Linked DNA regions of Mus musculus: all the other regions are linked to region 1. Evidence: chromatin loops called from intact Hi-C (ENCODE). Cell type or tissue: heart. All regions are shown on one strand. Region 1 holds the start of Tjp1 (tight junction protein 1). Region 2 has its middle 85 kb from the start of Tjp1. Region 3 has its middle 50 kb from the start of Tjp1.

What was found. A loop is a pair of places that touch in the nucleus more often than their neighbours do. Peaks named below come from ENCODE experiments on the same cell type or tissue, not always from the same donor. Only the 100,000 strongest peaks of a DNase experiment are listed, where the experiment ranks them.
Region 2: a loop joins it to region 1, with 2.4 times the contacts of the local background. A loop is called at or near these places in 5 of 42 quality-filtered maps.
Region 3: a loop joins it to region 1, with 2.5 times the contacts of the local background. A loop is called at or near these places in 12 of 42 quality-filtered maps.

Annotation. Positions count from the first base shown.
Region 1 is chr7:65,369,760-65,372,259 of GRCm38, reverse strand. It overlaps Tjp1 (tight junction protein 1), which reads left to right and starts at 1,016. Exons shown (of 27, transcript NM_001163574.1): 1 at 1,016-1,450. The coding sequence starts at 1,424. In heart, no CTCF peak of the experiment used is centred here; DNase peaks (open chromatin) are centred at 969 and 1,249; H3K4me3 peaks cover 2,175 bases; H3K27ac peaks cover 2,177 bases.
Region 2 is chr7:65,454,830-65,457,329 of GRCm38, reverse strand. It overlaps a transcript of Tjp1 not described here. Among named protein-coding and RNA genes, the nearest start is that of Tjp1, 85 kb to the right of the region's middle. In heart, a CTCF peak has its summit at 1,372; no DNase peak of the experiment used is centred here.
Region 3 is chr7:65,420,385-65,422,884 of GRCm38, reverse strand. It overlaps a transcript of Tjp1 not described here. Among named protein-coding and RNA genes, the nearest start is that of Tjp1, 50 kb to the right of the region's middle. In heart, no CTCF peak of the experiment used is centred here; a DNase peak (open chromatin) is centred at 1,214; H3K4me3 peaks cover 487 bases; H3K27ac peaks cover 2,152 bases.

The DNA.
Region 1 (2,500 bases):
TACTTGACTTTGAAACCTTAATTGATGTTTACATTTCATGTATGGATATTTCCAAGTTAGAATTAGGTTTAAATTGGTCATATAGTTGAATTCTCAAAAGACAACAATAGTCTAAAAGCCGATGCTTCTGTCTCCCTCTTCCTTGTATGGCTACTGTAGCACTATGCTAGGTACTTTAGGATGTTATCTAATGTTACTAAATTTTTCTAATATTCCTTAAGAGCTTTGCAGTATACAGAATGTAAATTAATGAAGCTCGAAATAGTTTTCTACCTAATTTTTTTTTTTTTTTTTTTTTGGTTCAGCAAGACAGTTGGCCTAAGTTTGCACAGTGGCCTATTGAACTTGTTGAATTCCGCGTGTCCTTACATCCTTTTCTGGTTTAGAAAGGCAGGCAGCCTGCTCTGTCTCTTCAGGGGCCAAGAATTTCAGCAATCTTGATAGCCTAAAATATTCTATTGAGATCCCTGTCTAGCGAGGCGGGAGAAGGGGGCTGGGATTATCTCAGTGTCCAGATTTGTACCTGGTTTATTTAAGGCAGTCGGTTTGTCCTGAGCCTTCTAGAACGCTTCTGTTGTGCTTTAAACAAAAACATATCTCCAATGGGGTAACAGTGCCGAGACACATGGTGACAGTTGTGACCATTGTTACTTGCGAGGCTAAAGAAACCACAGTTGGGTATTGGCCAGGCCGACCTTAATTGTCACACTCCTGCGTGGGGCCCATCTGGGGTTGCTGGTTGAGGAGAAAGTAGACAAGTCTGTGTAGGGAGTCAAAAAGCTTTAGTACACAGGAGTTTGGGGTTCTCGGGGGTGGGGGTGAATCGAATTCTGCCGGATCTGTGATAAAAACAAACAGGATGGATCGCGCGGCAGCGGAAACCGCCTAGCAAGTAACTTGGGTAGCCGAGCTTTTCCTTCCGCGCGGGGGTCGGACCCGGCCTGGCCCCGCCCCTCGCGGAGGCCCCGCCCCCGCCGGCTGGGCATGCTCAGTGGCCCGGTCCGGCAGGTTTTGCGTGGCCGCCTGAGTTGCCCGCGACGGCTCTGCCCGCCGACGGCACGTCTCTCGGCGGCCGCGCGTTCCGGGGAAGTTACGTGCGGGAGCAGGCTTTGGAGGAGACGCCCGAGGGTGTAGGGGACAGCCGGAGGCCCGGGTACTGCGGAGCGGCGAGCCGGCGGAGGGCGGCGGAGGCCGAGCAGGCGGCCGGGTGTGCCCCGCGGAGAAGCCCGGGCGGGGCGGACGCTTCCCGGACTTTTGTCCCACTTGAATCCCCTCCCCGTGGGCCGGGCCTTTCCGGCCTCCCCCGCCCCTGCCCCGCTCGTCCCCGGGAGATGTTTATGCGGACGGTGGCGTGAGGAGCGGGCGGGCCGGCGGCGCGGAGTTTCGGGTCCGAGGAGCTTCGCGCGGCGCGGAGAGAGACAAGATGTCCGCCAGGGCCGCGGCCGCTAAGGTGAGAACCTCTCGGCCAGCCGGGCGGCGGGCTGGGCGGCGGGGGGCGGCGGGGGAGCCTCGCCCCGCCCTCCCCGCGGCGGCAGCCGGGGGCGACCGCGGCGGGGCGGTGAGGGAAGGCGGGAGGGCGGGCTGGGGGTGCGCCTGCCGCCCGGGCAGGTGCACGGCTGCCGGTGCCTGGCTCCGGCTCGCGCTGGGAGGCGACGTGCAACAGGTCCCGCGCCTGGAAAGTCGCCCCGGGTGAGGATTCTCAGGTCCCGGGAGCGTGTCTGCGGAGACCCGGGGGTGTCAGCTGCAGCAGGAGGGTGGGTGGGTAGCCGCGGGGCTGGCTCTGGAGGAGTGGTTGGTACCCGACGAAACCCTATAGTTTCGATCTGATGTCACCCGCTGCGGTATGCGCAATGGCAGCGATAAAGCTTGGAGACAGCAAAACACTCAGCTCTAGAGTAGCTATGGTTTATTTTGAGGTTTATTATTTATGTGAGGCCACAGAAGGAGGAAAGTTTTTAAGCACTTTAATTTCAACTTTCAGAAGTAGCACAAAGTGTCCCTACACATGGACAGTAAGATGGGTGCAAACCAAAAGAGCCCGGTGAATTCTGCACAAAACAACTTGCCTATTTTCCTGTGTGCTTTGAAGTGTGCTTCTTGACAGTGTGTTATATTATTATTACATTAGGCTAAAATTCTTAAAGATGAAGTAGAATCCTTCTTTTGTACGTTTTAATTAAAAAAAAATCCTAAAGTGCTTGCTTTTTCAATGACAGACATACAGTGTGAGAAAAATCAATCCGTTATTCAAACAGCTTAAACAGGTGGTGATTTTATGTAGTTTTCTATTTGAAATACTTAATCATAACCTTTGAGAATAGATGGAAATTTCTGAATTCTTGACAGGACCTTGTTTCTTTGGCAGATACAAGGTTTAGTATAGATTGTTTTAAGGAATAGAGTATTGCTCCTGTAGGAGTAATTTAGTTTGTATCTTTTTTTTTGAGCAAACATTGATAAGAGATCTAAAAGAAAGACTGGGTCCAAAAACTAGAATCAG
Region 2 (2,500 bases), 85 kb before region 1:
ACGTAGCTTGAGCTTCACCATTTCTTTATCGATCTCCATTCTTTTCAAGACCTTGTGAAAGCAACAGCCAGTGACCAGAACAAAGTTACCCTGTTCTATCAGGCGTAGCACCTCATTAGAGTGTGCTTTCTGGTCTCTTGAGGGCTCATAGCTCATAGCTCAGCAGTCTCCTACCCTCACTGCATGTAACTGGTGCTAGCTAAAGGATTTATGCCCGATGCTTGGCTTCACCTTTTGCTGACGATGTGTTTTCTGAAGAAGAGGGAGTGATGAGTCTACTAAAAATTGTTGAAAAGAGGGTGATGTTAGTCACTATGTGTGTCAGTAACTACATAAATTAATCTCAGGTACATCTTTCATTCCAGGTGTGAGCTGGGGAGCGATAGTTAATCTTGGTCAGCTTGATGGGATTTAGAATCGCTTTAGACAAGACTGATTCTCTCTCTTTCTTAGTAGCCATTGTCTTTAGCTCTTCACTCAGTTGCTGGGCCTTATGAGACATGAACATGGGCACACCAACTACTGTTGTCATTGGTACGTTTCATTTTGGGGACCATGATGTTAAAGCTTCATGGTTGTATATTGAAGACACCATCTCGATGGATGCACATGTTCCCGTACTCTGACTCTTGGAATCCCCCCACCTCCTCTTGAGTGATGTTCCCTGAGCCTTAGATGTAGGGTTTTGTGAAATGGGAACCTGGGCACGGGAAGTCCACAGTCAGTTGCTTTCTACATTTTGACCACTGGTGGATTTCTGTGATGGTTTCCATCTGCAGCAAAAAGAAGTTTCTTTGATGAGGGGTGAGAGCTACGTTTTTCTGAGCAGGAAGGATAGATATTTCTTCTAGAATCATCCACTTTGAAGTGGTAAGCTTAGTCTCAACTGCTTGGTTTAGCTAAAATGTATTTGATACATTTTAAACACTCTTCATTTAAAAAGAAAAAGAAAGAAAAGGAAGAAAGAAAGGAAGAAGAAAGAAAGAAAACATTTTAAAAGTAGAAGGGTTGAGGGAGTGGTGAGAGCCTTCAGAACAAGCCTGTGTTCTGGACTTCCTAGGGATAGGCCAAACACTTTGGCAGAGATTCAGGTATTGTAGCAATGAACTTGGGTCGAGGGAACAGTCAAGTCATTCTTTCCACTTAAGTGTTTAAAAATACAAACAGACTTTGATGTTAAAGAAGAAAGTGTGTGGACACAGAAAATAAGTACTGCAGTTGTTTCTTCTTGGGTTCCATAACATTTCTTAGCATAAGAAACGGCCTTGCTCCCTGCCATTGTTTAGCAAGGAAAATGGGTATTAGATGTCAATTTAGATCTAGGGAGATAAGTGAAAGTTCAAATGGCCTTTCCAGATAAGGCGTTTTCTCCAGTGGGTTTTTTTTTTTTCCCCTTGTGGAAATAAACAAATATCCCATTGCCTTTCATTAGAGTCTCTCTGATCTCAGTGCAGTTGTGGCGTGTATATCTGGATCGTTCTGGAAAGTTCTGATTGCTACTAGCAATGAAGACTTAAAGAATACTGAAAAGAATACTTTTGCCTCCTATAACTTAATGGACGGCCAGGTTCCATGTGGAGCCCTTGGGAGGGTAAGCAATACTGCGTATCCCCGGGGACATGAGTTCTCTTCTGCAGGTTCCACTCGCCAGTGCAGAGCATGACCTTGAATGAGCAGAGCACTCCCTTCAGAGCTGTGTGTGTGTGTGTGTGTGTGTGTGTGTGTGTGTGTGTGAGAGAGAGAGAGAGAGAGAGAGAGAGAGAGAGAGAGAGAGAACACTCGCTCACACGCTTCCATGTGCATGTGTGTCTGGACCAGAGGTCAATGTTGAGTGTCCTCTTCAATAGCTTACAACCTTATGTTTTGAGACAGTCTCTCTCCCTGAACCTTGAACTCACTGATTCACATAAGCTGAGTCACAAACACAATCCAGGGAGTTTCCTGTCTTTGCATCCTGGAGCTGGAATCACACACCTACACCTGGCTTTTATGTGGGTGATAAGGATCCAAAGTCAGGTCCTATGCCTGTGCAGCCAGCAGTTTACTGGCTGAACCATCTTCCCGTCCCCTTCAGGCCTTTAGACAGGAACATGGAGACACAGGAATGGAGATTTTGGAGGGGGAAAGAGAGCAGGCCTGAAGAGGGCCAGCCCAAAGTGTTTTGAAGAACGGAAAATTAAATATTGTCCACGTTGACAGTCTCCTCTGTCTGAAATTGCCTCAGGTTCAGGCATGCCATCTTTAAATATTTTTTTTAAGATTTATTTATTATTATATGTAAGTACACTGTAGCTGTCTTCAGACACACCAGAAGAGGAGTCAGATCTCATTACAGATGGTTGTGAGCCACCATGTGGTTGCTGGGATTTGAACTCTGGACCTTCAGAAGAGCAGTCGGGTGCTCTTACCCACTGAGCCATCTCACCAGCCTGCATGCCATCTTTAAAATAAATTTCTTTTTTGTTTTAGATTTCTTTTATTTTCATTTGTGGGAGTGTTT
Region 3 (2,500 bases), 51 kb before region 1:
TTTTAGGCCACAGGTTTGGTGCCCAGCATCCAACAACCAAACAGGCCAACAGGCAGAAGGCTCTTGGGCTTTGGCTAGAAAGTCAACCAAAGGCTTGCCAAAGACTGTGGATGGTTCTGGTGCTTGTCAGGGCTACACTTAAGGGACAGGAGTGGAAGGTTTTGCTGAGAGTCCCCGTGAGTAGCCAGACTTAGGTTTAGCATTCCTTACAGGAACTGGCTGGGTGTGGGTCTGCACTTCAGATAAGACTGGTGCTCCATTTGAGATTAAAAACCCTCCCCTGTCCTAAGCTTCACCCTTTCATCAGTCAGCTTTCACTTACTCCAGGTTACTCTCCAAGGAGAATAAAAACCTTTGAAAAGAGCATGACCATGGGTACTGCTTCTTCTAGTACTTCTATATTTACCCCTTTGCTGATGTATGTAAATTTATGTATGTAAATTTTTATTCAGATTTAATTAGCAATTCTTTCAGCTTGACCTTTGCCGATTTTCATTGGAAGCAGGAAAGCTGTCCAACGATGGGGACTGCTACGGGTGGGCTAGAGAGATGGCTCAGCTGCTCAGAGCACTGGCTGGTCTCTTAGAGAGAACCTGGGTTCAATTCCCAGCACACAAAAGAAGGCTCCCAATAGTCTGGGATTGGGACGCCAGCCCTACACAAGTGTGGCCCACAGACATACATGCAAGCAAACATCCATGCATACACAATTTCAAAAATTAAAAAAAGAAAAGTGAGCCGGGCGTGGTGGCGCATACCTTTAATCCCAGCACTTGGGAGGCAGAGGCAGGTGGATTTCTGAGTTCGAGGCTAGCCTGGTCTACAGAGTGAGTTCCAGGACAGGGCTACACAGAGAAACCCTGTCTCAAAAAAAAAAAAAAAAAAAAAAAAAAAAAGAGTTCTGCTTAAAAGCCATTTTCTGTTTCTTGGGGGGTGGGGGGAGGCATTAGACATTTTTTTGTCTTAAAAGCTCACAGTCAAGCTGAGAACCGAAAGTTAAAAAAAAAATAGCTTTATTTAAAATCTGGTTTTGGCCACTCACTTTTACCCAGAAATTCACGTGAATGGACTAAGCCACTGTGCTCACTGCAGGACCCCGTAGTCAGCTCGCAGAACACAGGAACACAAACAACTTGCTGAGGTTTCTTCTAGTTCACAATGGATGGCTTCCTCTTTCAACCCAGGGCATTGTCTCTGTCTCCTGTACTGGGGAGGCTGGTCACGTGGTGGACGATGCCAGTCTCAGTCACATCCTGAAACAGCAATGTGCTGCTTTTGCCATCCCTACCCCTCCCCCTCTCCGCTGTGGGGACCGAGGTCCCTGTAATCCTGGTGACTGACTCTGACAGTCCACGGCAGGGGCTGTGCTGTGAGGTGCAGACTCGTCCCTCACACGCTCCCTCATTGTTACCCTGGGGTCCCTTCTATACCCAATGCCTCCTCCTCCTCAGGAGGAAGGAAGGGAGGGAGGGAGGGAGGGAGGGAGGGAGGGAGGGAGGGAGGAAGGAAGGAAGGAAGAAAGGAAGGAAGGAGAGAAACCATGGTTCAACTCCCATGTTGCCTAGATCAGACCCTGTCTTTGTTAGTGTGACCACACTTCTTTTAGCATTATTTATTGTGGTAGTTACCACCATTCAAAGAACATGGAGTAAATATTGTCTTATCCAGAAAAACTATGTTGTGCAACAGAGAAACTTCGTGGGATGGCACATTTGAGAACACAAGAGGTGGAGGAGAAGGGGATGGCTTTTCTTTCTGTCCCTGTGTTTTCTTTTTTGTTTTTATTTGTCTGTCTGTTTTTTTTTTTTTTTTTTTTTTTCAAGACAGGGTTTCTCTGTGTAGTCCTGGATGTCCTGGAACTCCATCTGTAGGCCTTGAACTTAGAGATCCACATGCCTCTGCCTCCTGCGTGCTGGGATTAAAGGTGTAGCTGGCTCCTTCTCTCATTTTGTTCACAAAGGAAACAGAGTCATCACAAGGAACAGTGCCCTTGAGAGATACAGCTTCCACACTCAGGTCCCAGGAACAAAGGCATCTGTCTTTTCTTGTCATATGTGTTCAGCACCTGGGTTAAGGATTGCCTGAAAGAACTGTCCTAAAGAGCCTTTATATTTGGGGCAACTTTTTTTTTTTAACCTGAAAAACACTCGGGATTTCTAGCAAGCATTCAGTATATGTGGCACGGAATAATGAGTTGGGCTATTTAATAAGAAACATATTTGCCAGTTAGACATCAAATGAAGTGCTTAGAGTTACTCCAAGCTCTCTAAGCTCCAGTGCTCTTTGGGCAGAGCTTGCCCTTCCCCCACAGCAAGCCCTAGGTGTATGTCTGCTGAGCCAGAACACGCTCCTGGCCAGTTTTCCTCTCCCAACTCCCCTTTGTTCCCAGAGCCGAATTTCAAACTTGGCGTGGAATCCCAAAGGTGGCTTTCTGCTGGAGCATGTGTGTGTCACTATTGCTGCTATGGATCTCTGTGGCCCCGGTGTGGCTTTAGTCCCA